3 separate regions of the Mus musculus genome follow, and all the other regions are linked to region 2. A link is a loop called in an ENCODE intact Hi-C map of the cell type or tissue named here. Cell type or tissue: left cerebral cortex. All regions are shown on one strand. Links, peaks and the distances in the headings refer to the core of each region. The heading gives the core; the rest is flanking DNA. Region 1 holds the start of Wasl (WASP like actin nucleation promoting factor). Region 2 holds the start of Tmem229a (transmembrane protein 229A). Region 3 has its middle 18 kb from the start of Gm38777.

What was found. Peaks named below come from ENCODE experiments on the same cell type or tissue, not always from the same donor. Only the 100,000 strongest peaks of a DNase experiment are listed, where the experiment ranks them.
Region 1: it touches region 2 in a loop (2.6-fold over the local background); 4 of 42 quality-filtered maps call a loop at or near these places.
Region 3: a loop joins it to region 2, with 11 times the contacts of the local background. A loop is called at or near these places in 3 of 42 quality-filtered maps.

Annotation. Positions count from the first base shown.
Region 1 is chr6:24,659,825-24,670,215 of GRCm38, forward strand. Wasl (WASP like actin nucleation promoting factor) reads right to left here and starts at 5,171. Exons shown (of 11, transcript NM_028459.2): 1 at 4,712-5,171. The coding sequence starts at 4,819. In left cerebral cortex, for the core only: CTCF peaks have their summits at 4,357 and 5,107; DNase peaks (open chromatin) are centred at 3,857, 4,439 and 5,255; H3K4me3 peaks cover 3,757 bases; H3K27ac peaks cover 2,232 bases.
Region 2 is chr6:24,949,560-24,959,950 of GRCm38, forward strand. Tmem229a (transmembrane protein 229A) reads right to left here and starts at 6,566. Exons shown (of 1, transcript NM_177013.3): 1 at 1,582-6,566. The coding sequence starts at 6,194. The coding sequence ends at 5,079. In left cerebral cortex, for the core only: a CTCF peak has its summit at 5,735; DNase peaks (open chromatin) are centred at 5,713, 5,981, 6,562, 6,863 and 1 more place; H3K4me3 peaks cover 4,030 bases; H3K27ac peaks cover 2,286 bases.
Region 3 is chr6:25,010,010-25,020,400 of GRCm38, forward strand. No RefSeq gene overlaps it. Among named protein-coding and RNA genes, the nearest start is that of Gm38777, 18 kb to the right of the region's middle. In left cerebral cortex, for the core only: no CTCF peak of the experiment used is centred there; DNase peaks (open chromatin) are centred at 6,595 and 7,765; H3K27ac peaks cover 378 bases.

The DNA of each region.
Region 1 (10,391 bases), core at 1,098-9,097, 290 kb before region 2:
ACAGAACAAAGTAGGCTCTAATCTTCCCTTCTGTCATAATTTGGTCCTTATCTTCTTCCCACCACAGAGGAGGGCACTTTTCATGGTTGTATATTCCTAATCCAGTGAATTTTAGCTTTCTTTCCTCATTGCTCAAAGTGAAAGGCATATCCTACTTTATTCTACCACCCTTCCCTTAATTATTGCAGGCCATCATCAAGAAGATATTAGCTTAGCAGGGGAATGAAACCACTTTGCTTAATGAAGAAACTGAACTCAGGTAATAGTATCTGTCAAGAATATGAAGTTTTTCACAACTTGATCAAGCAGTGAGAAATGCTGACTAGGCTCCTAAGACTGAATCTAATGACCAATTATAATTATTCAATCAAGAAGTATGTGGCCGGGCGTGGTGGCGCACGCCTTTGATCCCAGCACTTGGAGGCAGAGGCAGGCGGGTTTCTGAGTTCAAGGCCAGCCTGGTCTACAGAGCGAGTTCCAGGACAGCCAGGACTACACAGAGAAACCCTGTCTCGAAAAACCAAAAAAAAAAAAAAAAAAAAAAAAAAAAAAAAATTATGCAATGTGAAAATTATAGAAAAATACCAAGATGTTAGGTCCATCTCCTAGAACTGCATACAAAGTGAGGAAACACAATTTAACTAATGAAGATGAGTAATAAAAACAGGGGCTGAGGAAGTAAAAGAAATTAAGGCAAAACTCTTCCTGATTAAGAAAAGAATCTAGCAATCACTAATAGTTAAAAACAAAACAAGGAAATAAACCAAGCAAACAGGTGAGTATGGCAGGGGAAAAGAAGGCCAATCCTCACCAGTCTCAAACCATTCAGAAAGGGGGCTAGACACAAGTGGCCACAGGTTTTACTTTCCACGCTCCTTACTGGGAACTACATATATGAAACTCCACATGGATGAAGAAGGGTGAATGCGCACGTGCCTTACACAAGTTAGCTATTACTCCACCTGAAAGTCAGCAGTCCCTTAACATAAGGTAAGTGAATCTTGCTCTTGAAGTGTATGAGACTATCCTTCCAGGGAGTGATACCACTACAACTATTAACTCCATGCCAGTTATAACACATACTCACTTATTACATTTCACTTTAAATGAAATCCTAATTTCCATAAAGTCTACTTATTGAAACTATACCATAGCAACAGATTTCTAAGAGTCATTTCTTCCATAAAACGAATTATTTCCAGAAGATGAGAAATGTATGTGCCTACATACTTCTCTGCTCTCCTTTAATGTCGGCCTTTGCTGCAGTTCCCTTGCCTCACCCTCTACATCTAAGTGGGACTTAATCATTCTAAGAGTCCTTTGAATTCTCTACCTATAAACTGCTTTAGTTCAGGCTCATTATTATTTTACAGGGGCATCTACAAACACCTTCGGGATGTCCTATGTCATCCCTCTCACAATCCATAGTTCATTTCTACACTGCCTTCACCTTACCCAAGTATCCTGTCAAAGTGAGCCCTGACCTGTATGTGGCTCACCACTAACAATGCTTCCTCAACTGTACCTGTCTCTTAGTTATGGAATGTGCCTTGACATCTTAAGACAAAGAACTGCTGCAGTCAAAGAACTTGTTTTAACTTTAACTCACAAAACTCAAACTCCAGCAAAAGAAAGCCTATGATTGTCAATGTGGCATCCAATGTTTCCAATGGGACAATTCTAGAATTACCCACAGAAATAAACTTCTACTCTCAAATTGTAGTATACATTCAAATCTTCCCACTAACCTGGATTTAAAAAAAAAAAAAATCAAGCTCTACCTCAGACCTAGGAAACCTAATTATCAAGAAATTGAACCTACCCACACATGTCTAATATTTCTACAGTGATTCCAATATATACATGAATGTGGAAATACAGGCAGAATCCCTGTTCCCTAGCAAACTCTTATTTTCCAAGTCCTTTCTTGTCATTTATCAACCTAGTTAGCACCTGTTAATCTTGCTCAGATGTTGCCCACTCTATCAAACTTTCCCTTTACTCTCCCATCACCCAATAGTTCTCCATCTGTTTCTAAGAAGTTTTCAGAGATTTAGATATACTCCCTACCAGCATGACCACTACATGAGACAGCATTCTAACTTTACAGGTAGGAAAAGCAAAGACAGAGCAGGAAAGTAAAGAGGCTTGTTCAAATTGACCCGGAGCTTAAACCCACACTGCCTGACTAGACTACAAAGCTATCTTGTCGGTCTTGTAAAGGACTGACTGACTGACTGACTCATCAGTTTACGTGTTGTTTCCCTCTTCAAACACCAAGTTCCCTGAGGGCAAGCATCAATTTTGATTTTTGACCTCAACATCCAATTACCCAATGCAGGTTTGTTCGATGAAAGAAGGAATGAAGAACTTACTTAAAATCTGGCACCATATAATGGTTTCATTTCTTAACTTTGTAGATAGAGCTCTCAATGTATCTGCTTATTATATTTGTTCTGACCTGTAAATTTGCTGCTTGATTTATGAGAATGCATTTATTTCACTGTTGCTTTAAACTACAAAACAAACAAACAAACAAAACAAAACAAACAAAAAAACCCTCTGAGCAAAGCCTATTAGGATTATTCCATAACACCAATTTTACATTGCTCTCTATTAAGCCAAAGGCTTCATATTTTACAGTAATTTTCACAAGAAAGCAACAACAATGTGGTTTTAAGTTACTGCAATTCAAAAGGTAAAGTTGATTAATAATATATGATGTAAAGAAATTGAGCACTGACTACTTGTAACCATTTCAGTAACCCACTTATGCTTACAGTGAGCCGTGTTATCTTTGTCTATCGAAATATACTCCCACATCTGTCATTTCCTTGAAACCCTGGGTAAACACTACAGTAAGCTCTGAGCAACGCATATACTAGAACACAAATGAATGTCTGCCATGCCTGAAGTTCACGGGCCTGGTATGTGAACACAGTGAGCTACTTAATGTTTGATAGACTGTACACTAAAGGTACTAGACCAGCAAAGATGACCTCTACCCTGCTTGCAGGCAGCTCATATTAAAATAAAAATAAAATAAAAAGATTTCCCTAAACTGAAAATTATGCAAAAATTAATGCTGCTTTAAGAAATTTACATTTTATTTCTATTAATTTTATGTAAAAAATGAAGTAGTTATTCCTTTAACACCACTTTGAGAGACAAATCAATAAGGGGAACAAAATCCTCACCAAACAACATGATGTAGTGGAAAGTACAAAGTAACTGGGCATATAGTTCCAGTTACATTCCTAAATTACTATGTGACTTGGGGCCAAGAGCTCCATTTTCTCATTTGTTTAAAGAACTATAGAGGACAGACTTGGTTCATCTTTAAAGTAAATTTTCTCCCAAACTCTTTTTCTTCTTTTTTTGAACCACTGTTTTCTACTTTAGTCAGTGAACGCAGTGTTCTTTAAAGTCTAAATTTTAGAACAAGAAATACATCTTAAGTCCGATGGAATGATTTGGTTTCCCAAAGTCGATATGAACAGTCAGATCATGAAGTTAACAATTAATCTGGTAACTTTCCAGAAACTGTCTCCTCTTAACTTCTTCAGCAGGTGTAGTCTGATTCTGACATCTCCAACATTGCCAAGGGAGGATATGAAATGGTTCAGCTCGGCTGAAACTTCTCTGGGTGTTTCCTGGGTTCCAGAGGCACAGGCTCTGTGAGAGCTAGCAAACACGGCAGAAAGGGAGCCGGCTAGCATTCCAACAATCCCCCTTTCAACTCAGTCACCTCAGGAAGATCAAGATAAGGCCTTCACCCAGAGAACCTCCCCACCCCAGAAAGGCCTGCAGCCAACGTAATGAATGCTTCCGTCAATAACACCCATTCCCCTTCCCACAGAACTGCTTGCTCCCAATCCGCCATCTGGGGTTGGAATGGGCCTCCTCACAGCACCAAACTCAGAACCACTTTTGATCCCAAAGGCCGTGAGCTATTAGAAACTGTCGCTTCCCTACGCATGGCTTGGGAGCGAACAGCACCCTACACCCCACCCCACAACGCCAGGGAGGAAAAGAAAAACCCACAGTGGGGCGGAGAGCAGAAACTAGGCCTAGTTTCTGCTGGAGAAATAAACCCCGTTTTTGTTTTTTTGTTTTTGTTTTTTGCAATTGGGAGCAGGCGCATTTCCTGCCCTTGCTCTGATCCTAAGTGTCCATGAACCTGCACTGCACTTTATTCTCTCCCGGAATCCTTAAGGCGGACCGAAAATCCAATTCGCTTCTTTCCCCATCTATTCATTCCTAAAACCTCTAGCATTGTTAAAGAAGATAACCCAGATCCAGAAGTGGGAAGTGAAGCAAGGGCCAATGCTGGGATCCTGTCCTGAGATCTTAAGCTGCTGATGCACGAACAAAATCCCCTTGTGGTCTAGAGTAAAGTTTGAACCTGCAGCAAGGGCACGGACCCGGCCCGGCCCGGCGGACCTGGGCTACTGGGCAGGCCTATGGAGGTGACACTCCCTTGTTCTCCAGCAGCTGGGGGAGGTGGCTCCGGGCCGGGCAGGCCTGCACCCGGAGAGCTGGGTGAGGGGAGCCCCAGGGCCCGGGAGGCTGGAGGCCTGGCCCGCAGCAGCACCCCAGCCGTGCCGAGCCTGCCCCCCTTCTCCCTCCTACCCTTGAGTCCCGTTCCCCCCCAGCCCGAACCCGCCAGTAGACGTTGGGGGGTGGCGACAGGGGGGTCTCGGCTACTGACCACACATTTCTTGCCGAGGAAGGAGAAGAGAGACTCGTTCTCTTGCGGGGTGAGCAGCAGGGAGCCCACGTTGGTGACCCTCCGCGGGGGCTGCTGGCCCGAGCTCATGGTGTCGCCGGTGGGGTGGAGCGTCCAGGGTCGTCACTTCTGGCGGCGGGCGAGCACTCGGGTCCCACTCTGGGTGACAGGGGCGCGAGCCGGCGGTCACAGCCGCAGCATCCCGTCGTCGCTCCTCCGGCGCGCGGAGGCCGAGGGAAGGAGATGACGGCGGGCGCCCTCGGGCCGCGCGCCGACAGGGAAGCTCCGGGCTCCCGCCCTGCTCAGCTCCGGCTGGATGGTCGTTGTCCTAGCACTCCGGCGGCTGCGCTAAACTCCCTACTCCTCCAGTCCTCTGGCGGCGGCGGCGGCAGCGGCGGCGGCGGCAGCCGCACAATCCAACATGGCAGCGGGGGCGGGCGAGACCACGGGACGCGGGACGCGGGGGAGAGCGCCGGAAACTCGGCAAGGCGGGACACCCCCTCGGTTGCTGCGTGCCGGGGCGTGTCCTACCCAGGCCCCGCCCCTTCCGGAAGCGGCAAGGCTCATCCCGGTTGAGGTCTTGTTGCAGGCTAGTCGCCCCCACCAATGACCACCGCGCGCGTGCGCAGACTCAGAGCGAGGCAGGGCTGGCGGGTCTCCTACACTGACTGCCGAGCCGGACGCCCCCTTGCAGCAGCGCCCACCTTTGCGGAGCGTCGGGTCCGCGTAGCCAGTGTTTGTTAGGCATCGAAGCGAGACTCTCAGGCCGCCTGTCAGGGAGATCTAGTTTAGCTGGAGAGAAAGGTCGGCCGGCGTAGTTTCGGTCAGAGCCGCAGGTGCCTCGGGTTTCTGGATCTTAGTCCCGGCCGCCAACGGGGCGTGGAGGGACATTGCTAAGATCAGGATAGACATCTTCAGAGATGTCAAAAACAGAATCGCAAAAGGCGTCCACCACCCGCCTGGCGGATCTCGTGGGATAGGTGTGTGTAGTTTTTTCCTTGCCTTGTGAATTGGAAACTACCCCTCTCAATCTTTCTCTATCTCAAGTTGGAAGCACCTTGTCTCTTTAATTCAGGATGAATGCACGCGTTTGGGAATGTCGTGTAGGAATACACCTTACCTCTTTTTTCCTTACGAGTTAATTTCATGGCTCTGTATTCTAGGTGCAGGGACCTAGGGCCTGGTGCATACTCAGCCAGCTGAGCAATATTCCCAGCAGAAGTAAATAATGAGAATTCATTACTGTGTTTCATAATATTAAAGGTTAGTATAAAATCATTGGTTGAAAACTAAAAAGCTTTAATTTAAAAAAATTGGAATATAGAGATGATAAACCAGATTACAGCGAATTCTATAAAATGTACATCCTACTATTAACATTAATCATACAACGTATCACATAAGTTGTACTAACGATGTTTGCTAATTACCTAGTTCTAATTAAACAGTTGCATATTCAACTTTTATGACAAACTCTGGTAAATTTCTGATAGCTCTCAATACATTGATAAACTATTACCGACGAACTGAAAACAAAGCTGTAAAGCTGCCTATAATGCACATAATGAAATTGGGTGATGAAGAGCAAGCCTACAACAGAGGATGTGCGAATATACTCTTAGGAGTTCTCACATAGTATATGGATATCTCAAATTATGTTAATGTTAACGGAAAAGATAATCTTTAAAAGTGGCAAAACTTTTTAAAATAGTAGGTTTGTGAAAGGCACCATTTGAAGTACAAGAAATGTTTGAACCGTGGGGCTAAGAAACCTGGAAGATGAGTCAGTTTATGATTTGTTAAAAATGCACCTCTTATCAACTGAAAGCATGGTGACAGCCAAGATCATCACAAGTTCTTGAGAAATGTTTCAGCCCTGACATTTTCAAACTCGAACACTTCCTTATCCAAAAACATAGGCTGCGGTTGGTTCAAGGTTGAAGTTCCAGTTAGACGGTTGTTTAAATACATCCGGGAATTGCTTCTCTGTCTCAGGTTCCTCATCTGTAAAATAAAATCACTGTTTCATGGAGGTAGTATAGTGGAACTTGGGACAGTTAGACCTACTTTAAAAATGTAGAGAGAAAACCATGTGCTAGTGTACCTGATACACAGTGAGTACCCACGGCCTGTCTCCCTTTTCACCATCTTTGCTAGTGGTCTGCTATGTATATCTTTGTCTTAGAGGATCAAGTATTGAAGCATGTATTTTTACATCTATTTTATATAAGCCTGATTTTTCAAAAACCTTTAATTCACAGCCTTACACAATTCTCAAATCTATGTCCATGAGTTTAGAACATATTCTTTTTCTTAGTGATCAGGCTACAGATTTTGCCAGATTGTTTTAGTCCATTTTGCTAAAGTAACCAAACTGCTAATATTATAATTGTAGACAGGCCTGTTAATTAGTAAAATCCAAGAAGCTAGATAGGACCTAGACCAGAGAATGACTGCTTAATGTGCACAAGGTCCTGGATTCTATTCTCTCTCATTTCTCTCTCATTTCTCTCTCTCTCTCTCTCTCTCTCTCTCTCTCTCTCTCTCTCTCATGTGAGTGCACGAGAGTGCATGCAAGAGCACGCGCGCGCACGCGCGCGCACACACACACACACACACACACACCACAAACAACAAAGCCCAAAAAAGCAATTAAAACTATTTTAAGAATGTGTGTAGGGAGGTGGCATAGGAGGGGTTGGAGGAAGGATGCCTGGGTGGGGCTGGAGGGAGGGCAGGGGGAAAGTGATGTAATTTTATTTTCATTTTAAAATGTACACAAAATTAGAATGAACATTTTTTAAACTAAAAATACCAGCTCTCACTGACCACCAAACTGCTTTGAAAATAGATATGAGAGAAACAAAAAAAACCAAAAAACTGTGGCCTGGTATGTGTTTCCAGACCTCTTAGGAGAGACCGATTGGGTTCCAGTCTACTAGCCTGTGCTTCTTTGAATTGTCTGCTCTTTTCCTCCTCAAGAAATCTCGAGGCCTTACCTCAGTACAGCTTTCACTCACTGCTGTCTGTTTTCTTTAGACTTGAAGATTAAAAAATGTCATTATCATAATGCTTTTTCCTTAATCCCAATTTATTTATTTATGTCTTCCACAAATCTTAAATATAGTGCCTTGTCCACAAAACTTCAGCTTGAGTTCTTATTTCTAGCCTCCCCACCCCCACCTCAGGGCTTTCCCCAATACCTTGATAGTCATAAAGCAAGAAAATGTAAGTGTGAACATTTCGTTGGAAATAAGACTTCCTTATGCATTTGAACGCGTGAAGAACAAAGTGTTGGGGAAGTTCCTCTCTATTGTACACGAAGGATTCTGCTTTATTCATTCATCCTGGTATCAAGAAGGCTTAGCAATATTTGTTTCAAGAAGCCTAGCCAGTCCCCCTGACTTTTATTCTTGATAGCATAACTCCTCCTGCAGAGCACAAGACAGCATTCACTGTTTTCTTTGGCAAGTCCTTTTCTTATCTCAAATTCTTTTTGCCCAGTTTGAGAGATTGGATATAGTCCAGGAAATAAGCATTTGAGTCTCCTTCAGCTGGATGTTTTGAAGTTCACTAGGCTAAAACAGGTAGGGGTTTTTTTTATCTTCATCTAAAGTACAGCTGCTGTATTAAAAGTCTAGAGATAGAACAAATACAAAAGTAAGTCTTAGATTTCACTTCTCATGTGGTTTCCTTTCCCTATACTAAACTCTCTCCTAGACATTTATTTTCCACTGCTTTCTTTGCTATTATTCTTTAAGGTGAGTGCTTCATTTTGACAGAAAACCTTATAGTAACGTATTTATGGAAGTGAGGGGATATTTTCAGGTGTCACCCATACTACCATGACCACACTTCCCATTTTATTTCTTTACAGTTGTCATTGTGGATGTACAGGTCCTCTGAAATGTATTACTTCCCTGGTTAATGTTAGTAAATTAAAATATAGTGACACCCTTCTCTATGGGAGAATTGGTAATAGCATCACACAGAGTTCCATGGCAGTCAGCCATTGGAGCCAAAATTGCTGGTACTGATGATGCCCAGCTGTGGGAGAACTGATTTATAGAGACAAAGCAAGAGGTTCTGGATGCTGCAGGGATGAATACCGCTTCTTTCACTGCAGCATCTAAGTTTCATGGGTGTAAACTGTCCACATTATAAAATATGTGCACATTTTTATGTAAGCACTGTGTAAATTGGGAACTTGAGGATTTGTTCTAGTAAATATTTTTCTAGTTAAATGTGGAGTGTTTTATTTGTTATCAAAAATAAAGCTGACAAACTTCTTTTCTCCTGTTTCCATTCATTTTAAGTACAAGTCGTTTTCTGGGTTCTGTGTAAAGAGTTGATAGGTTATCTGCAACCCATTCACACTCCTCATTGATTTTAGTGGGAAATTGAATTCTTATTCAATGTTAGTGAATTACCTATGATAGCTATTGCAACTCTCAGGTCTAGTCCCCAGATACCTAATACGTACTCACACTCAAGAAGTAATTGGTGGTACTAGGCATGCTATGGCTCTCAGGATAGTGTTTATCTGTTCCAGCTGCTGGTCTTTAACTTCACTGAATATTCAGTAGCTATTACTTTAGTTATTCCAAATGAGAGAGCAGAGACATTATAATGAGAATTAGTTCTTCATTATAATGTACTCCAGATCAGTTTATTGGTGAGTAAGCAAATGGGTTCATAGATAATGTAAAGATGCCATATCTCTACATAGCTTCACTGATACATTGCTTTTTATTAAATGAGATGGTCTCCTCTACATTTAACTTAAAATTACTTTGTATTTTTAATGTTTTTTATTACTTGACACTTTCATACCATGTATTTTGATTAATATTCACCCCTCCCCCAACTTTGTCCATATATTTCTACCTCCCTTTCATACCCACCCAACTTTGTGTCCTTTTTAAAGTTTTTTTTTTAATCCCACCAATACCAAATTTTGCTGCCCAAATATTCTTAGATGTGTGGTTTTTCCACCCATGCATAATCAACTTACCAAGAACTACATTCTTAAATTCTCCCAGCAGCTAACAGTTGCTGACAGCTCAATGGTTAGGAGTAGGATTTTATGCCTAACACTCAGCTTCATGCTGGGATTTGGCATGGCTTAAGCTTACATAGATTCTGTGCGTGCTGCATTAACTGCTGTAAGTTCATACATGCAGATGTCCTGCTGTCCAAATATACAGCTTTCTTGTCATCTGCTATCTCTGGCTATTACACTCCTCCCATCCCTTCTAGCATAGTGATGCCAGCATTAAGAAGAGGTGGGGGATGAGTGTTCTGGAGTTTCTTATTTCTGGCACTTTGACAAGTTGGAGATCTCCATGTTAATCACCATCTACCATAAGTAGAAGCTTCTCCAATGAGGGTTGAGAGATAAAGTATCTAAGTGTAAATATAAGTCATTAGGAATTGTCTAATATTATATCTACCTAGCAAAATAATAATAATAGAAGATTTACCCTTAATGCCTATGGCTTATGTAGTAGCTATAAGCTCCTGGTCCAGTGAAGGTATCAGGTATGGAATTCATCTCATGTAGTGGACTTTAAATCCAGTCACAAAGTGGTTAGTTACTCCCATGATTTGGTGCCATTATTACACTATCTAATGGGAAGTTCTTGCCAAGCCAGTCATTATA
Region 2 (10,391 bases), core at 1,504-9,503:
TTTTCTAGTTTTAACCATGTGGAGATCTCAGTGACTCATGAAGGGTTCTTATATTTAGCCTGCTACTTTACTTGTAGCCAAGGTGATTTTATTTTCAAAATAATCATATTCTGAAATCCTGCAAGCCTTTCGTCATTTGAATAATAAAGTCATCGTATGACAAAAAAAAATTAAACATAGGAATTCTCAATGAAGGGATAAGATTTTTTGTTTTTTGTTTTCTTTGTTTTTTCGAGACAGGGTTTCTCTGTGTAGCCCTGGCCGTCCTGGAACTCACTCTGTAGACCAGGCTGGCCTCGAACTCAGAAATCCGCCTGCCTCTGCCTCCCAAGTGCTGGCATTAAAGGTATGTGCCACCACTGCCAGGCAGAATTTCTTAAAAGAGGAAGAGGAGTTAGAGGAAGAAGAGGAAGAAGAGGAAGATAAAGAGGAGGAAGAGAAGGAGTCATATATGCAATGAATGGCAAGCTATTGGCTCCTAATGTTTTGGAAGCCTGCTTCTTTTATGGTTAGAGAATGAACGTTGTATAAAAGACTGAATGCTTTAAGGGGCATAGTTTCTTTCAAAGTTTAAATCTTCGTAATCATAGTAAACATACATTAGTTTCCAGCTGGGAAAATTGTTTCATGTAAAGTTTCACATTCTAAGGGGGCTTTAGAGGTGAGATGAAAATTAGCCTTTTCTCTACCTTGGGGACTGGTTCTTCCTGCTCCACCCTCCCTGCCCAGTAATCTCGCAAAGATCATTTTGAAATTAAGACAAATATTATCCATATTTACATTTTTCCTACCTTATGAGAAAGCGTTTTCACCAGCCATCTTTCTCTCCACACACCACAGAGTGTTTTGCAATCTGGGTTGCTTGTGACTGGAATTAAGTGCCTGAGTGATGGCCTGTTGCCACAGTGTGAAAAGTTGAATGAAGCCAGGTCTAGCCAGGTCTAATGAATAGGCTCCATTAGATACACAGACTATCACTACTTTTGTTCCTTCCTCTGCTACCAATTCTACTAGAAGAAAAAAAAGTCCTGGGAACACAACAGAACCTCCTGTACTACCACCTCTCATGACACTACAAAGTAGGTGTTCATGTGTCGGTTGGAGGGAGGCAAAAGGACACTGTATTTTTTTTTAATTTAATATTATTTACTTTTCTTAGGTAAAGAAAAAGTATACCTCTGGTAAGTACTGTCGTGTACACTAAATTAATTGACAAGGTAAAGAGTTGCAATGTCCTTGAATGGAAACCCTGGCTTTATTCCAGTGGCAGCTATTTCATCACCTCTGCTTACTAAGTATTTCATGAATGCACCTTGGCTTCAGATAGATATACACATACTTGGTGAACCTTCAAAGTGGAAGATGGGCCAAACCCACCCACAAAACCCTCTTCCATCCTTCTCAAACAGGTCTGCCAAACTGACGGAGACCATTTTGTTAGAAGTTAGGATTAGACAATTAGGTATGTTTCTCCAACAACAAAACAGGGCATATCTTTCCAAACTGTGTGTCTTGCCAAGTTGCAGTATGAACTGTCAATTATTAAAAGGCAACATAATAAAGTACACAGAACAACGGAAATGCTTGAAGTAATGCAATGTGTTTAGCAACTTTATTGGGGTTTCTCTTTGATATCCGGACTTCTGTATCTATTGTTAACATCAAAATTCAAGAGCTTATATTCCTCTTTAGATTCACAGAAATTAATAGAATTGATTTAAAATGTCAAGTACTTCTAAAAAGAAAGCTCAACATTGTATATATTAAGCACACTTGTTCCTTTTATGTTTTCCCATTAAGAGTGTATTTTCTCAGCAGAACTCTGAATAAATGTCTTTTTAAAAATGGGTCCTTTTAAAAGGCAGGATATCCTTATGTGCCCTACAGTGACCTCAAACCTGCAATCCTCCTGCCGCAGTAGCTTCAGTACGAGGATTAGGGTGGTGTGCTACCACAGTTGGCTAACACTGTTCTCAGTTTGAGTGTGTTTAGTTCTTACAATGATATCTGCTTTAAGTATAATATTTAATGTATAACAGTGATTAATTTTATGTGTATTCATACCTTGTGATATGACCTACTTTGCTTCTTAGCATATTAGTTTTACATTTATATGTTGTGGATAATTTTAGCTTATAGGATGAGCTTCCTTTCAGAGCACTGATTAAATATAAAGGCATTATATTTAAATGTAAAAGAAGGCTGATTGTCAGTTATTTATCCTGATATTAATTAATTTGTTATGTACCTTATACTAAAGGAGCAACATGAATCTTTTGCAACAACAACATCTGCTGTCTATACAGTTGTCTGTGCATCTCTAACAGTCAAGGGAAGTGCAGTCCAGACAAGATCTAAATCACTGAGGCCATTAGACCGAGGCACAATCAAGCTGCTGTTAAAAACAAACTGAGGAGTCCAGCATCCATTAATTCAAATATATGCTCAAAAGCTATGTATCTTGGGTAGTTATTGAATCTATTTGGGCTTTAGTTTTATTGCCTTCATCTATAAAATCAGGGTTATTGTAAGTTTAAGTGAATATATACACATATATGAATATGTACTTAAAATATATACTGTATGTATATTCACTTAAGGCATAGTATATAAGAATGTGTTCTCAATTTGATATCTATATAATACATATACATAAACACTTTAGGGAAGTTTTGTCAGATAGCAAATGCTTTTTAAATATTAACTATCATACTGTCTTATCATTTCCATCTCTAAACTATTAATAATAACAAAGTTAAATGATCTGATGTTTTTCTTTTCCTGAAGGTTCAAAGATCATAGCAAAAAGTCTCCTTTAAGAAGTGGAGCAAACACGAAATGAGAAGCCCTAAAACAGCACACTGAGTTACCAGGCAGGTTAATCGTTTCCTGAATACACAACTAGCAATCTGCAGAACTGGCAGAGGGGCTGGTAATTGGGTTAATTTTTAAGAATTATAGATCATAGTATTCCTGGGACAGGACTGATGAGAGTTACAACTCCAACTACCGGTCACCAACACCAACAGTCTTGAACAACACCAAGACCAATCATTAAACTTAAATAAGTTTAATGAGTGAAAACTTTGCTCTGTCCTTCTGATAGGAGTAATATTAAAAGGAGACTGAAATGGCGTGTGTCCCTACACGGGGTTTTTCAGTCAGAGAAGGCTAGTGGGCTCCTCTGTAGCTCTGAATGCAGCAGAGGGAGGAAGTGAGTGCGGATAATTTAATAAGCATTTCAGTAGCCATGGGGCTGACTCGACCAACCTTCCCAGGAATGTGGGATGTGTAGCCGTGATACACTAAACTCAGACTCCCATGCACGTGTCATGTTTGAAGTACAAATACCTTGCCCAGTGTCTAGGCATCTACCTAGATATTTTTCCCTCAAGCATTTTCAGAAACCTTAAACCTGTGACAAACTGTCATAAGAACAAAACAAAACAAACAAACAAACAAAACCACCCCCACCCCCCAAAAAACCAACATCAACAACAACAACAACAACAAAAACCAAACAACTTATGAGAAACCTTTGGCAGACATAAAGCCTTTTAAATTTTGGCCAATGAAAAGAATTAGTTGGCCATCATCCATCTCACAGGTGCAGTTGACTATATAGCAATACTTATAATTTAGCGCAGGGGATAGGTGGATATAACACTGTCAGAACTGTGTCTCACATCACATGTAAAATACACATTCTTTTCTATTTTCATAGCAACATTTTTTTTTCTCTTGAAACAAAAACATCCCTTTTTACAGCACAGGCAAGAGGAAGATTTAAACTCATTAAGAAACTTTCTAAGTTTTCCTGATTATCTTTGTACTGAAAGCTGAGAGGTTATTATTCATCCTTGGCTGAGCTGCTCTCGGTCCTACTTGCTCGGTCCTGAATACAATAAAACAACAAACACCCTCAGAGTACATTATTAATCAATTAGATATCATTTCTTAGAGTGGCTTCCATCATCTCATTTAACTTTGAAGCTTTTAGACATTAATTAATCATAAGCTGTCAAAAAGCTATCATGGATTAATACTGTGCATTACTGCATCAGCCTGACACCAAATTCTGGGTCTGAAAGAAAAAAAAAAAAAAAGAGAGAGAGAGAGAAGGCAGACTGTGGGAGAAATATGGATAAAACCCCATCAGTAAGTAGAGAAACCAATTAGGCCTGATGTAATTAGAGGGAGAATTCAGATTCATTTTATTCCAAAGTACTGTTTCTATATTTGAAACTCTGTGTAGAAAAGGGTCCTTAGAGTTAGAACATGATTGAAGGTGGTCTAATTTCATTCGGCCCTGGGATCTATAGGGTAAACAGGAAAGTTATTGCACAGTTACAAAAGTTTTGATAACACCATGGTCTGATTAATGTTAACACGCATTGTGTTTAAGGCTAGCCAACATTGGAAAGCGATCATTTCCAAGATGGTGATCAAATATCTCAACACAGTGTCACCTGTTGGGGTTCACAGGAAAGACTTCCTCATGTCAAAATGAGTTCACGGGATGTTTTCCCACTTGCCAGCTTCCTCTCATCTGCACGCTGGACAGAGGCACTTTTATAGCTGTGGACTAGAGTTTCTGAAGGACAAGACACGGAGTTTCAGCCACCACTGGTAAACATAGCAAGAAGGTAAAAGGAAACTGCATTGAAAGGAAAGCCAACAGATCATTACATCAGAAACTTGTAGAAGTCACTGTTCTCTGGTCTGAAAACTTCCATGAAGGAACAGAAAAACACGTAGCTATCACTCACCGAGGTCAAGTGACTACTACCCGTTCCTGATGTTAAGGTCCAGTGGTTTTGCTGTTTGGCCTCGTAAAGTTTAAATTGTTGATGAGTTAAATATTCTGAGTTATTTTTGAGTAACATTTCAAAGTACTGAACTTTACATAGAGATTCCAAGCAGTGCAGACAACTAAAATGTCAAGCACATATTGGCAGAGTTTGGTAAAGTGTATAAAACTTAAAAGACAGAAAGCAAAACCACCTTGTTTAAAATGTGTAAAAATAAATTGCATCGCTTTTCAGATTCCAATACTTCCTTTTTTGTCCCCTCTAATCTTAGTTCGTTGGGACATACTGCACCCGCCACAACACGTTGGACAGGAGGTCCTGGTACACACTAAGAAATAGCCAGCCAGGTAAATACATCAAGGTGATGAGGCCCATGAAATTAAGAGGATAGTGAGAATAGTCCCAGGAACAGGCCCCGCACATTCGAAGTCCCAGACCCCAGGAAAACTCCCACGCATAGATGAAGATCACATAGATGGGCACCCGCTTCCACGTGCCCCAGCCACGGCTGTAGTGAAGGTGGAAGTAGAGTTTTTCCACCACGAAACTACAACTTCCGTACATGAAGAAAGACCAGAGGGATGTGTGGCCACTGCTGGCCCTGTCCCCCTGCCCCAGCACATTGAAGAAGAAGGTGAAGAAGATCTCATCCAGAAAGCCATGCATTCCGAAGAAAAGGAAGCGGAGGAGGTCGGGCAGTCCCTGGGTAGGAGATCGTTCTGTGCCCCTTGCGCCACCCGGTCCTCGTCGCTGGCCACCAGCCTCCCAAAGGATCTGGGCGTCCCGGGCTGCGGGTAGCGTGTCCCTGGTGTGCTGGTCGCGCCGCCGCGGGTACCGCAAACACAAGAAGCGCTTCAGGAACACTTGGCCGTGGTAGAGCGCGAGCACGTACTGCAGCGCCAGGTCGAGCGCCCCCAGCGCCGGCGCTGCCGCGCCCCCCGGCCCGCCGCCTAGGCTGAGCCGTAGCGCCTGGCCAGCCAGGGTCTGCAGCCCGACGTGCGCAGAGGGGTAAAGCAGGAAATTGAAGAGGAAGGCGCTGGGGCAGCGCGGCCGCTGCAGGTAGAGCTGCTCCAGGGCGAAGTGGGTGAGCGAGTGCAGGAGGCAGCGGTAGGGTGAAGAGAAACCCAGCATCCGCAGATCCAGGCTGCGGGCGAAGCGCCTGGCAGAGGATACCAGCACGTCCAGGGTGATGCCGTGCATCCCGTAGAAGTAGAGGCGCATCCAGGCGGGCAGCGCGCCGCGCTCGGCCGGAGCTTCAGCAGCGGACAGCGGCTCAGGGCAGCTGGCGGCCGCCTGGCTACGCAGTCCGCCGGTGGCCCCGGGTCTCCGGGTCGCGCCGTCCCTCGGTGATGGCCCCTCACTCGCCACATCGCTGCCCGCCATTGGCTACCCGGGCACCCGGGGCCCAGCCGCCTAGCCTCGAACCGATTCCCCGCCCCGGGGGACGAGGAGGGGCGCACGTAGCTTCGATCGGATCGGGGTCTCCCAGCGCTCGGGAGACTCGCAGGTCGCCCGGGACGCGAGGAGTCCTCGTGCCTTGGTCCTGGCCCGCCCTCTTCTCCAGTCCAGGGTGAGATGTTGCTCACCCGCGCTCGGGAATCACCCTGCGCGGCCTAAGGAGTGGCGCGGCCGGGCAAGGGGAGGCGATGCCGGGGCTGTGGGGAAGAGAGCCGAGGCTGGTGGCAGCTCCATCCCCTCCGCGGCTCAGCCCCGCCGCCTCTGCTGCAGGCTCAGGGAGCGTTACGCGAGCGGAGATCGCCCTTCCCCCGGCCCTTCCCATACCCCTCTCCGCCCGGCTCGACCTCTCCCGCCTTCCCGGGCCCCCGCCCCGCCCAGCCTCCCGCGCCGGGTCTCACAGGGGTCTGCCCCGAAAGGCGAAGAGCGCCGCCCGGGTCCCCTTTGGCCATCTCTGCAGCCCTGGGCAAGTGCTGCAGGGGGTTCCCGCTGGGTTGGTGGCAGGAGGGGAGAAGCCCCTAACAGGTGTGAAGGCTAACTGTGGGGCATTCCCGGTATCGTGGAAACCAGGGCCAGGCCTTGGCTGGCGGAGACAAATGGCCTGGTGCCACTAGCCGGAGGCCGGGCCCGGGCCCAAACTGTGGTGCTGTATATTTAATGTCCTTATGCAAAGCCAGCTGTGTCCCAGTCACAGCGTGTTAACCGGAGACTCCAAGCCTGCCTTCCTGCTCAGAGCAGCCTGCATCTGAATGCCGACCCCCTCCCCCCCCTTCCCCGCCCGGAACCCCCCTGACTGATCCTCCTTTTCAGTCTTTGCCTAGGCTAGTTTACTCAGGGCCAAGCCCAGCAGTATTTAAAAAAACAAAAAACAAAAAAACAAAAAGACTTGAGGCCAGTGTAGCTGTAGCTGAGTTGTGTCCTGGCTACAGTGGGATGGTGGGGGTAGAGGTGTCCCCTACCAAAGACAGCATGCTTGCTAAAACTGGTGCAGACTAGTGCTGTGTGTGTGTGTGTGTGTGTGTTGTGGTGTGTGTGTGGGGTGTGTGTGTGTGTGTGTGTGTGTGTGTGTGTGTGGTGTGTGTGTGTGGTGTGTGTGTGTGTGCGCGCGTGGTGTGTGTGTGTGGGTGGGGTGTGTGTGTGTGTGTGTGTGTGTGTGTGTGTGTGTGTGGTGTGTGTGTGTGTGTGTGTGTGTGTGGGGTGTGTGTGTGTGTGTGTGTGTGTGTGTGTGTGTGTGTGGTGTGTGTGTGTGTGTGTGTGTGTGTGTGTGTGCGCGCGTGTGGTGTGTGTGTGTGTGTGTGTGTGTGTGTGTGTGTGTGTGTTCTTGCAGAACTAGGTCATTTCAAATACGGAGTGTAAAGGAAAGCCGAGCTTTTTTTCTTTTCCTGTCTTTTTCTTTTTCTCCCCCATCCCCTGCTCTTTCAGGCCTTGGCCTCATTCACTCCTTAGTCCCCCTCCTGGCTTCCTGTCCCTTTTCTCTCCTCCTTCTTCCCTCTCTGTCCTCTGTCAGGTAGAGGGGATGGAGGGATATTAGAAATAAGTTATACTTTTATGCCCCTCTCCTGTTCATGTATAAGAAGAAACTAGGTAATAATTTTACTCTGTCCAGAAGTTCAAATCTTCCTTGGATAAAAAGCTTTATGAAGACATATGTTCTTTGGGAGGACATACTCTGGTAGATCTCCCATATTGAAGCAACCGCGTTCCTGTCTATTTTCTTACTCATTTTACCCATTTAAACTACTGTCTATGGTAGCCATGTTGCCTATGAGTTAGCTAAGAGAGTAAGATGAGAACACATATTGTTTTGTCTGAAGTCAGAGCTTTTTTCCCAGCTTTGCTAGCAACTTATTTCTTCTGCTGACTTCCAGGTTGTCACACCAAGGTAACAGGCTCAAAGCAGCTGTGAGCCCTGGGTAACTAAATTCCCTAGTACCCAGAAGAGAAAAAAGAGGAAAAAGGCAGTAAGTCTCTCTCTCTCTCTCTCTCTCTCTCTCTCTCTCTCTCTCTCTCTCTGTCTCTGTCTCTCTCTGTCTCTCTGCTTCTTTCTGTGTCACTGTGTCTCTGTCTGTCTCTGTCTGTCTCTGTCTGTCTCTGTGTCTCTCTCTCTGTATCTCTCTGTCCCTGTTTTTATCTCTGTCTCTGTCTCTCTCTCTCTTTCTTACTTTTTCAAGACAGAGTTACTCTGTATAACAACATTGGCTGTCCTAGAATCCCCTTTGTAGACTTGGCTGGCTTCGAACTCACACAGACCTGCCTGCCTCTGCAACCACCACTGACAGGCTTTTGAATAATGCATTTTAAAAAATGTGCACTGGTGTTTTGTCTGTGTATATGGCACTTTCTCTTTAAAAGATGTACAGTTGGTAGGTATGAGAGAAAAGAACCTGCCAGGCTTGGTGAGGCAGCACTCAGGAGGCAGAGGGAATTCATGTCAGCTCAGACTACATAGTGAGAACTCCTCCCCTTCCCCAGAAAAGTTCAAACTGAAACAAACAAAACACAAAAAAGTAAAAACAAAAGGAAGGACTGAACGGATGTGAAATAACCTATTATTATAAAGGTTAATGATAAATCTTGTGCTTGGCTAGTATGCCCTACAAAGGTCAAACTGCTTTTAACTTATTTTATTCTAGCTCTGAATAACTACACTCTAACTCCAGCTTTGCTGTCAGTCAAGAGGTAGCTCTCATCATAGCTACAGTATATGTCCAGCCATTCAGGTCTGCTAGGTAGAATTTAGATTGTTTTTAATAGTAAATTAAACTTTAAAGATAGAGGTCTTCTAAAGTTTCCTAAGAATGGAAGGGAAACTTGCAGAGTATGTGGGGAAGTCTTTTGTATTAAAAACCCAAGCTTATAAGTGCTATACATATGTTCTAGAGACAAGGTCTGACTTCGACCTTGAAGTCCTGTGTCAATCTACTGAATCCTGTGATTACAGCTTGGTGCCAACACTCCGTTTTTCTAATATTTTCATTTTACCAAATAAAAGGGTTTATATATTTGTATATGTGTTTAATAAAGTGGCAATATACAGAGTGAACAATATAAACTACATGTATACTTTACATGCATGTATGGTTTATACTAAATTTTTAATGGAAGGTATATAGTAAAAAGTTGGGAGCTCACTATTATCTAGTGTGACTTCTGAAAATTTCATTATTCTGGGCCTCATTTTGAAAGTTTCCCATTTTTCTTAAAGTGATACAACATACACATGAGCACATGGAAAGCCAAAATATAAACACAGCTACTATCTATTTCTCCTCCATGTTTCTTTTATATTTTCATTGTGGACTCCATTTTAATAGAATGTGAAAGATACTTTAAAAAGAAAGCACAAAACCCAGTAAGTATGAGAAAATGAGAAAAAGAGAAAAAAATAACCCACGTATACTGCTCTTAGTTCTTTCAATTCAGTGTCTTCTTCAGAAAGTAATTTCTGAAGAGTTAGATAGGGTATTACTCCTTTTAAGCAGAATATCTGAGGCTGAGAAATCTTTAAAGAAAAGACATTTATGTGATTCATGAGTCTGCAGGTCCAAGGACTGACACTGGATTTTGCTGGTCTCTATCAATGCCTCATAGCAGATAGCTACACAGTGGTGAGAGTGTGTGCAGAAGAGATTGTACAGTGAGAAGTATTATATTGTATGAACGAAATTGTGTGGAAGTCAAAGGGATTGACGGGGATTGATAGGTCAGGCTTTCTTATAACAATTCTCTATGAAGGAAAACGCAGCCCAGAAGATCAGCATTAGTGTCTGCTGAAGCTCTCTGATGAACTGCTTACCTTTCAGCATGCTCGTATCCCACCAGTTCCATCATCCCACTATCCACTCACACTCCGGAACAGTCTCCCAATGTGGGAACCTTTGGCCATCACAGGAATGATGTTTTGTTTCTGCTTTATCTTCTCATTCTTTTTTGCTTTAATCGTCTCATTGCTATATTTGCAAATATTTCTTGTTTTAAAACTACGGAAGGGATTTAATGATATTCAAAAATTTTATAATTAAAAATCTCCATGTCATTGTCTCCAAGAACATAAAATCCTTCAAAGCATTGTGGTGTGTGTGTGTGTGTGTGTGTGTGTGTGTGTGTGTGTGTGTATTGGCCTCT
Region 3 (10,391 bases), core at 1,677-9,676, 61 kb after region 2:
TAAGTGGATATTAGCCCAAAATTTCATAATATCCAATTCACAGACCATATGAAGCTCAAGAAGGAAGACCAAAGTGTGGGTGCTTCAGTGTGGATGCTTCAGTGCTTCATTGAAGGGGCAACAAAATACTCACAGGAGGAAATATGGAGACAATATATGGAGCAGAGACCGAAGGAAAGGCAATCTAAAGACTGCCCCACCTGAGGATCAATCCACTATACAGCCATTAAACCTGGACACTATTGTGGATGCAGGGAACTGGTTGTTGCTTGGAACCTGACATGGCTGTCTCCTTAGAGGCTCTTTCAGAGCCTGACAAATTGAGGCGGATGCTAGCAGCCAACCATTGGATTGAGCAGCGCAGGGTCTCAGATGGAGGAGGGTGGAGTTGGAGAAGGGATTGAAGAAACTAAGGGGTTTGCTGCCCCATGGGGGGAGAAACAGTGTCAATGGGCCAGACCCCTTACCCAGAGCTCCCGGGGACTAGACCACCAACCAAAGAGTATACATGAATGGACCCATGGCTCTGGCCGCATATGTGGCAGAGGATGGCCTTGTGAGCTATCAGTGGGAGGAGTGGCCCTTGGGCCGGAGGGGGTTCGATGCCGCAGTGTAGGGGAATGCCAGGGTAGGAAGGCAGGGGTGGGTGGAAAGGGAGGAATGGGTGGGTGCGTGGGTGAGCACCCTCAGAGAGGCAGGGGGATGGAAGATTTGATAGGGGGTTTCGAAGGGAAGACCTGGAAAGGGGATAACATTTGAAATGTAAATAAAGAAAATATCCCATAAAAAAACTGCCAAAAAAAAGATACATAATACTTTGCTGACTGTTAGTTGTAGTGAATCATCACATTTACAAAAACCATCATCAAATTTGGTCAGTTGGAAGATTGAAAATATTTTATTAACTATTGATACCTAGTATTAAATTCCTAAGCATTTGTTCACATGACACAATACTTTTTGCTACCCTTTTAGGCTATGCTATTCAGCAGATAGGCAAAGTGGGTCTGTTCCCATGACTTTCTTCTTTTTTCTTTAAGATTTTAATGTTATTATTTCTATCAGGCTTCTGTCGTCTCTGTTTAACACTAACTTTATTTTCTCTAAGTTTTTGACATTTTAAGTGAGATTCTGACTTTGTTCTCTAAAGTGTCTTATTTAAGACATCATAGAAGTCCAAACCTTTTCTCGTACACGTTACAAAAGTTTTAAATAGTAACTTCAAAGTGAAAATCTAGGAGAAATAATTCTTTTATTTATTTTCTTGTTTATCCTTCTAACTTAAAGGATTGTTGACATAAGAGGATCTTCTAAGAATTCTCTGTTACTCTTTCATCTCATAGGTAAGAGAAGATCAGGCCTAGGCTACTGTTCTGATTTAATTAGATTTTGAGATCACAAAATACTTTTGTGCTTAAATTGAAGTTCAGTGTAAATTTCACTAAAGAATATTCTGTCTTGTGGTGCTTTGAATAAAAATGGCCACTACATGCTCATATATTTGAGTGCTTAGTCAGGGAGAGGCACTACTTAAAAGATTAGACAGATTGTGAGGTATGGACTTGTTGGAGAAGATGTGGCTTTGTCAGAGGAAATGTGTCACTAGAATTGAGATTTGAGATTTCAAAAGCCTGCACTTGTTCTCACTACTTGTGGATTAGGATATTTCTCAGCTACTTTCTAGCATAATCCCTCCTTGCTGCCATGCCTCCTGCCATGATGATAATGGACTAAGCCCCCAATTATATGCTATTTTTTCTTTAAGAGTTGTCTTGGTCATCATGTTTCTTTTCAGCAATAGAATAGTGACTAAGACATGTCTAGTGTCCTTATCTCTACTGTGTTTCCTTTTATCCTGTCCTGACAACTCTGATTTTCTCCATGAGGTCTAAGCTGCTTCCAGGCTCTTTCTCCACTTTCCCATTCCCTGTTCATTCTGTGATACATCTCATCTCAGGTCACCCTATCCATGTATCCTTACCCTGCTTCTTCCACAGAGATTACTCTGAAGTTTTGTCTGACTTCTCACATACTAACTACAGAGGACACTTTTCAGTTCTTACATTTCCTGGCATGCAGAACATTTGGAAACAATACATCTAGAAAAATATATGTCATTTATTCTAGTAGCTTCAAATGACAGATATGAAGACCAGAGGCTGGAGGTGGAAGACATTCTTTCTAGTTGATGGAAAACAAACGGAGTTTTTGGCAGGAGATTCTACACTGTTTTTCTGACCATTTCTCTTTTAGGATAAACAAATGAAAACTTACGATACTAAAAGTGGAAAGTTTTCACTAAGACATTATGGTAAATTATGATATGTTCTATGTGTCTATGGAGCCTCGTTTGTGAACTTCATAATAGCTAGTTGCTTTTGAAAGTTATGACCATAATCCTAGAACTTGAAGGAGGATGGGGTTTGGATGGAGTATCATCCCCTCTCACAGTATTTGTGACCATCTTAAGTTACCAATGCTGATATACTTCCATGAGTGGACTTTATTTGCTCAAAGCCACAGCATCAGAAGGTGCCTCATGCAACTGTGATCTGTCAGAGAGCCAGAAAAATCTCTGCTGGAAGAGGAAGCAAGTCTCTTCTTTGCTTCCTTCCACCACGAGAAAGCTGCTACCTGTGATCTTTGCTCAGGCCAGATTGTATCCCTTCCTGTTAAAAATGAAGCACGTTTAAGCTTCACACCCATCTGCTGTTTCTCAGATTCTGGAATTAGGTCAGTGTTTAAACTTAGAGAACCCCATGATGTAAAACATCTAGAATCCTTGGAGCCACACCAAGCCTCACACCCTTGAAATATTCTTCCTAGATTTTACTGATACTGTGTGGTCAATCTGACCTGGGAACTTCCCAGGACTTGCTTGTGTAATCAATTGTGTCACATATTAAATATCTTGAAGCTGATTTCTATTTATTTTCCCTGGAATATATATGTCTTTGACTACTTAGATGGTCATTCCCATGAAAAATTTGGAGCCCTTCCAACTAGAGTAATGAATGTAATTAATTTGCTTACCATCCCTACATCTTAATTTCTCCCTCTCTCCAGTGGGATTACTTCCTGCCTCAGAGAGCTGTGGTGAGAATTTCAGGTTTATAACTGGTTGCTTACCACATGGCAGGCATACAGCACACAGTGTTTCCTTTTCTACCAGTCTCCTGTTTCTCCTTTTTTTTTTTTTTTCTTTCTTTCCCCTTTCTCCTTCCCCTTCACTGCACTAGTGGCTGGGTCACTTTTGATAGATGCTTTATTTAAAATCTCACTGAGTGAGTGAGCATAACGACAGCAGATTAAAGCAGACACTTGTTTTGCATGGCGACTTTGAAGCTTTGGGGATCAGCTAGATTTTATGGTTCAGCTGACCGTGTACTTTATGCAATGTTTTCAGATGACACAATGAATTATTAATTCTAATTAGAGGTGGCAAGCTGGAGACTTGGATTTGTGCCCAGAGAATGGCTTTGCCACATTTGTAGACATATGGTCACCTAGACAGTACATGCACATTGTGTACATGAACCCAAGAAAACTTTACAGTGTTTGTTGACATTCTGCATTTCCTTTGTTTCTCTACTATTGAATGATTTCAACGTTCTCTCTGTGTGTTTTATTTTTAAATTAACATGGGTTTTTATTTTCACTGATGCTCAACTGAACATTACTGCCAGGTGAGCAAGACAAAAGATCCAACATGACTTGTAGGATAGTTTCATTAAGTGTAAGGTTAAGGCTGTCAATAGACTGTAGCTTCATAGCATTTTGAAACTCTTTCCTGGGAGCCTAGTTTTGTCTCTGATCATGTTTACAGAATGAATGCTGTCTCTTAGGTTTGAGCAGACTGTTTTACAGAATACAAAAATCCCAGCTACTTGGTACCATAGCACCATCTTTGCCATTTTTCTGGCTTTCAAATCCCTGATTCTGAAATTCTCAGTGGAGTGAATCACTAGCTAAAGTGAATTTTGTGTTTAGTCCTGTCTGATTTTAAGGCAAAGCTACAGATCTAATTGCAGCAGGGAAGATTTAAAAGCCATAAAAGTCTTCTTAAGTATGTCTAGATGGCCACAGGTTGTTTAAAAATTAATGCCATCTAAAAGTATTTTCCTCTTTTCTAATAATGTAGGTCAGGAGATCTAAGTTAGAAGGACACGCGCTGTGACTGCTGAAGCTGATTCAGATGTGTTTAGAATAAAACATGGAACAGGCCTGTAAACAGTTTTAGCTTGGTTTAAATTGTTCCTTAAGCTGATTTCTTTTTTTTTTAATATTTTTATTAGGTATTTTCCTCATTTACATTTCCAATGCTATCCCAAAAGTCCCCCAAAAAGTAGGGAAAAGCCTCAAAGATATGGGTACAGGGGAAAAGTTCCTGAATAGAACAGCAATGGCTTGTGCTGTAAGATCGAGAATCGATAAATGGGACCTCATAAAGTTGCAAAGCTTCTGCAAGGCAAAAGACACCGTCAACAAGACAAAAAGACCACCAACAGATTGGGAAAGGATCTTTACCTATCCTAAATCAGATAGGGGACTAATATCCAATATATAAAGAACTCAAGAAGGTGGACTCCAGAAAATCAAATAACCCCATTAAAAAATGGAGCTCAGAGCTGAACAAAGAATTCTCACCTGAGGAATACCGAATGGCAGAGAAGCACCTGAAAAAAATGCTCAACATCCTTAATCATCAGGGAAATGCAAATCAAAACAACCCTGAGATTCCACCTCACACCAGTCAGAATGGCTAAGATCAAAAATTCAGGTGACAAGCAGATGCTGTCGAGGATGTGGAGAAAGACGAACACTTCCATTGTTGGTGGGATTGCAAGCTTGTACAACCACTCTGGAAATCAGTCTGGAGGTTCCTCAGAAAATTGGACATAGTACTACCGGAGGATCCTGCAATACCTCTCCTGGGCATCCAGGAGAGGTTCCAACCGGTAAGAAGGACATGCTCCACTATGTTCATAGCAGCCTTAAGCTGATTTCTTGCTGTGGAGCACGGCAGCAACTATCAAATGCTACGCTAAGATGAGGCCTGTTTCTTCTCATTCCTTCCATAGTACACTGGACTGTTTAATGGACAGGATCTGAGATGTGACTTGGATGAAAAGAGGCTCAGACAGAGACTTTAGCAACTTCTGTGGGAAAGACAACAGGATCATAGCATGGAAGAGTTGAGTAGTGACAGCCTGAGAAAAATTGAAGGATAAGACTTCCTCCAGCTAATTGCAGTCAGAGGAAGGGCCTGGCTTATTGCTAGAAGAGGTGAAGGTGTATCAGAAGGATGTTAGGGAAATGTATGTGAGGCAGGAATTACAGTTTGATTTGGACTCGACTTTAGTCACAGTGAGACTGGATAACCTGTTGGTTGGTTGGTTATGTTCCTTTAGTTGCAGCATGATGGAATCAGGCCATTTAAGCCATCAGCTATAAGGGTTATGTCATATGCTCCTAGTATGAAGTAATGCTTGTACCATGTTCTCATGTATATAATAAGAGCCTTCCCTAAATATCTAAATACATCTGAGGAAATACTTAGTGCTGTTTTATGAAAATTGATAGAACTAGCTTTCAATTTCTGATATTCTAATTCAAAGTTGACTAGTATTTATGTCCATGTTGTTAGTCTCAATATTCTGGCTTCAAGTAACCCTCCTGCCTTGGCCTCCCAAGGAGCTGGAGCCATCTGTACTTTCTACTTCACTAGGATCAACATAATTGAAAATTATTTTCAGAGACATGTTACAAAACTTTAAAATATACATGCTTTATGATTAAAATATAGTCTTGAAGCTATTAACAATAATGAGTTTAATGTGACTTCAATGTTCTATTTTTGATATTGTTGTTATTGTTGTTTGGATGTTGTTGTTGTTATTGTTGTTTTGAGACATGGTTTCTGCTGTGTACCCTTTGTTGTCTTGGAAATTGCTCTGTAGACCAGTCTGGACTCAATTTTGTAGGGATTGGCCTGCCTGTGTTTCCCAAGTGCTGGGATCAAGGGCATACATTGCCATAGCCCCCCCCCCCCTCTCTCTCTCTCTCTCTCTCTCTCTCTCTCTCTATATATATATATATATATATATATATATATATATATATATATATATATAAAATGTTTACTTATTCTTGTATTAAAAGCTATAATTTTTGTTTTCACCAAAAAGTGATAATAGAAAACAAAAAACATATTAGTATACTGTATACTAGGGAATTTCAACACAATCTCTTTTTCTTATAGTTATTAAATTCTTTTTGTTTCTGTTCTGCTTTTTTAAATATTTCTCACATTATATTCATATATCATTCTCTGTTTTTTCATATGGTATGAGTATACATTAAACATTTAGCCTTAACTTAGCAAGGAAATTCGGATCCTCAAGTGATAAAAATGAATTAATTATGTAATTGACTCAAAAGTGATCTGAAAAACTTGTAGAGATCTATAGGAAGAGAACATATGGAAGATGCTAGAAAAAGTCACAGTTAGGATCTTAGACTGGAGATTTGGCAGCTGGCAGTGCTATTTGTACAGATGGAGAGAAGTGATGTGTCTTCTAATTGATGAACAAAAGTATTCAATGGCCAACAATTCAAAGACGAACCTAACTTTTTTTTTTTTGTGGTGGTCTTTGGCCTTTGGAGGAAGCACCATGTGCCCAGACTAGAACAATTCATTAAAATGAAATATGTATATTTATACGTGGAATTATGTGTTTTATAAGTTGTAACGTAGTTCCTATAGTGAGATCCCTGTGGCTTTTCAGGCATCCTCATTGTTTATTCTACCTTCCTCTCTCCTTCTTCTATATTTACCTCCATCCCCTCCATAAAGAACCTCCAATTCCCATTTCCCTGATCAGATTACTTATATCCCGCTACTGCCCTCCATTACCAAGCAAAATGGAGGGTTGTGGAGCACAGTCCCAATGGGTTACATTTACAAAACCTTTTTGAAGCTAGGGCTTAGAGAACATTACAGAAGTGTGCAAGAAAGACTGTATGAGTCAGAGCATCAAGGAGTTTTCTGTGAGAGTGTGTCTTCTAGTAATATCACAAGCTATACTCATAAAGTTTCTCCAACACATTTGACCAGTGTGAGCTAAACATGGATGACACAAATGAGCATATCAAAGTAGATTTAAAAGTCCCTCAACTCTACATATAAAGAACTGAGGAGTACTGGGAGTAGCAGATGTGGTCTTCCTCAGAGAAGAACACACCAACTTGTTGATCAATGTCAAGTGGTCAGCCCTAAAAATATACACCCATTTAACATTATACATACTGAACAGATTAGATGTGTGAATATATAGGTATATAAACATATATGTGTGTGCAATAACAATTAGTAAGAAATGAGGCTGTCCATTTGAATGAGAGTTAGGAGGGTTATGTGGAAGGGTTCAGAGGGATGCAAGAGAAGGGAGAAGTGTTGTAATTATAATTTCAAAAATAAAAAAGAAATTTAAAGATTATACATATCCAATATACTAAAACATTCCAGTTGATTAAAGAGGATGTATAACTCATCATCTCAGCTTCATTAGACATTTTCCAGTGCACTGAGAGAGGAAATGAGAAAGGCACTGGTCCTAAAGAATGTGCTGGTTATTTAGCGTCTCCAGGCTCCTTATGGCTATACTTTTGAACACAAGTTTATCTGAGTTGATTAAGTTTCAGTGCTACTGAAGGAGTGCCACTGGGAGTAGGGCAGAGTTTTTCAGAGTTTGGTTCTTTTATTACACTGTAGAATTAAGAAGAAGGAACAGTGAGTGACCTGAAATTCAATGAGAGGATGTGGCAGTCTCAGTGAAAAGATTCAGTTAGTTCACAGGAGAAGGAAAATAGAAAGGATGTTTTCTACTGAAATAAACACTTAAGATTACAAAGGCATTAGCACACTTTGAAATGTTATGATTAGAGTTAATACCTTGAAGGCTCATTGAAAACTAGAACAACCAAAAAGGAATTTAGAAGCTAAAAGTAAAGGCAGTAAGACATTCTAAATCTTTCCAGGAAAACGGGGACAGAGAGCAAATCATTGTAAGTCATGTGATGCTCTCTACACAATTAGAAAGCTGTCTGCAGTAGAGAAGGTGACCGAGAAGAACTTTGAGAACCTCAGTGAGAGGTTGAACCATGGGACATCTCAATGTCTCCTCCCCTAGCCTGCAAGCCTAAGGAGTGCAAAGCTTACCTGGGTGATACTTGTGTTTAGGAACAGAAATGATTGGGAGAATGTTAACTCAGAATAGAAATTCAGATTTAAAGGAAATAAGAAAAGCGTTTATTCTGAGTCAATTATGAATGACCATGGCTTAGGGAAAAATGATCTCTTATTCTGAGTGCTTTGCTCCACCCTGTAAATGAGTATAATCACATTTTGTGAGCAAAACAAAAGTGAAAGGCATGAATAAATTCATTTAAATGCATTGTCCATGTTAGGTCAGCAGGTCACAGCAAAGCCAGATCTGCCCTATCATACTGTATGTTATCCCCATGGAACTCTTGGCTCTGGAGAGGGTAGATATCTGTTAGGCTTAACAGTACACTGGAAAGTCTTACCAAACATTTGGGGGAAGTTAGTTCAAATACAAAGATCAAAAATAACTATTTTCCAAAAGGCTTAAGAGAGTCCAAGGTAATTTTGTCTCCACCACCATTTTTCCTCTCTCCGTAGTCATAAACTTCTACCCAGGCAACGTCAAATAGTTTAGTGCCTTTACAAAGTGTGGCTGACCTAGAGAACTTTCATCTTTACAGTGGGCACAATGATAGGGAACCATTTTAAACTAAACTTCTCCATGTCATCAAGTTTTACCTGCCTGGAAAATACAGTTTGAATGTGTTTGGAAGTTTGACAAGAAGACCATTTATAACTTAGCAGATATTCTAGTAGCTATTTAATGTAACAAAATTATATACAAAACAAGTTTTAGTATAATCATATACAGTGACACGAATGTTAGCACTGTTAGAAGAAGGCACTTAACTATATGTAAGTGAATGATTTGTCTCCAAAAGACTGTATTCATTACATTGCCTATCTTCTACTGATGGCTGTGGTCTGGAGGTTCCCACAAATCATCTGCTAAAACGTAATCCCCATGGTGGATGGAGCCATTCGAGAGTTGAATAGTGTCTTATGAAAAGCTGGAAGGGACATGTCTACTCTGCCCCCAATCCCTCTTATTTGCCTTTTACCACACAAGAACACAATAGTCTTTCTGTTTTAAGAATGCACACAAGAGCCAGTTTGAAAGCAGAGATAGGTCTTTATTAGATATCAAACTTGTGGGCCCCTGGTTTGGACTTCTAGCCCCCCAAACTGTAAGAAATTAAGTTTTTACTAGAGTTATTAAAAGGATATAGTTCATTACAGTGAAGGAGGCATGGTAGCAGGGACACAAGGCACATTGTCACATTGCTGCTACTGTCAGGAAAACAAATGGACAAGTACATTGGATCATGATATTAAGACTCAAAACCCCACCCAGGGACCAACCACCAACAAGGGTGCATTTCATAAAGTTTTCATGGCCTACTAACTAGCACCTCCATCTGAAGACCCAGTGTTCTGACACATGAACCTATGGCAGATAGTCTATAGTCAACTTAGTACACCTGGTATTGTGTTATAGCCACATATACGGACAAAGACGTTGATGGCCAGTCTGGCCAGTAGTCAGGTCACTATGCTGAGTCTCTACTTCTTCTCTCTTACACTCTAAGTTGTCCCGTGTGAGCCAGTACTTTCATGACCACACACCGATATCTGCCTCTCTGTCACATCTTCATGAGCATTAAACTTAGGTACCCAGATACATACTTCATTACTCTTTAAAGATATCGTAGAGGCAACTCAAGCTTGACATGTAAAAACAAAACCCACAATTTAACCCTTTCCATCCCTCTTACTAATTTTATTACGCCCGCGTTGCTGCTCTGTGAGACCTTTGTATAATTTCATATGTTATCTCTATTCTATACCATATCTGTGTATTTCTGATTGTCATTCCTTTAAATTTAGTAATTTCTAAGGTCTATACAGCTTAGAATCAGCTCTTGCCCAGGTGTGGGAACATTAAAAACAAATATACTAACTAAGATAATTACAGATAAGAACTCAGCACTGTGCTGGGCATTTAGCCATTTATATGTAGTCAAAGCTCTGTCCAGGAGATGGCGCTCAGAGTGTACTTTTGCTGTTAGTTTTTAATACTGAGGAATATTTCACACAACTATGTTTTCTTACACAGATGCTTTAATAGGGGTAAGCTGTTATGTGTTCTGCCATTCTTGATAGGCTTCTGAGTTATTAAGACTTTACTAGATGACTCTGTTGTTTTTCAGATGAAGTAGGTGTT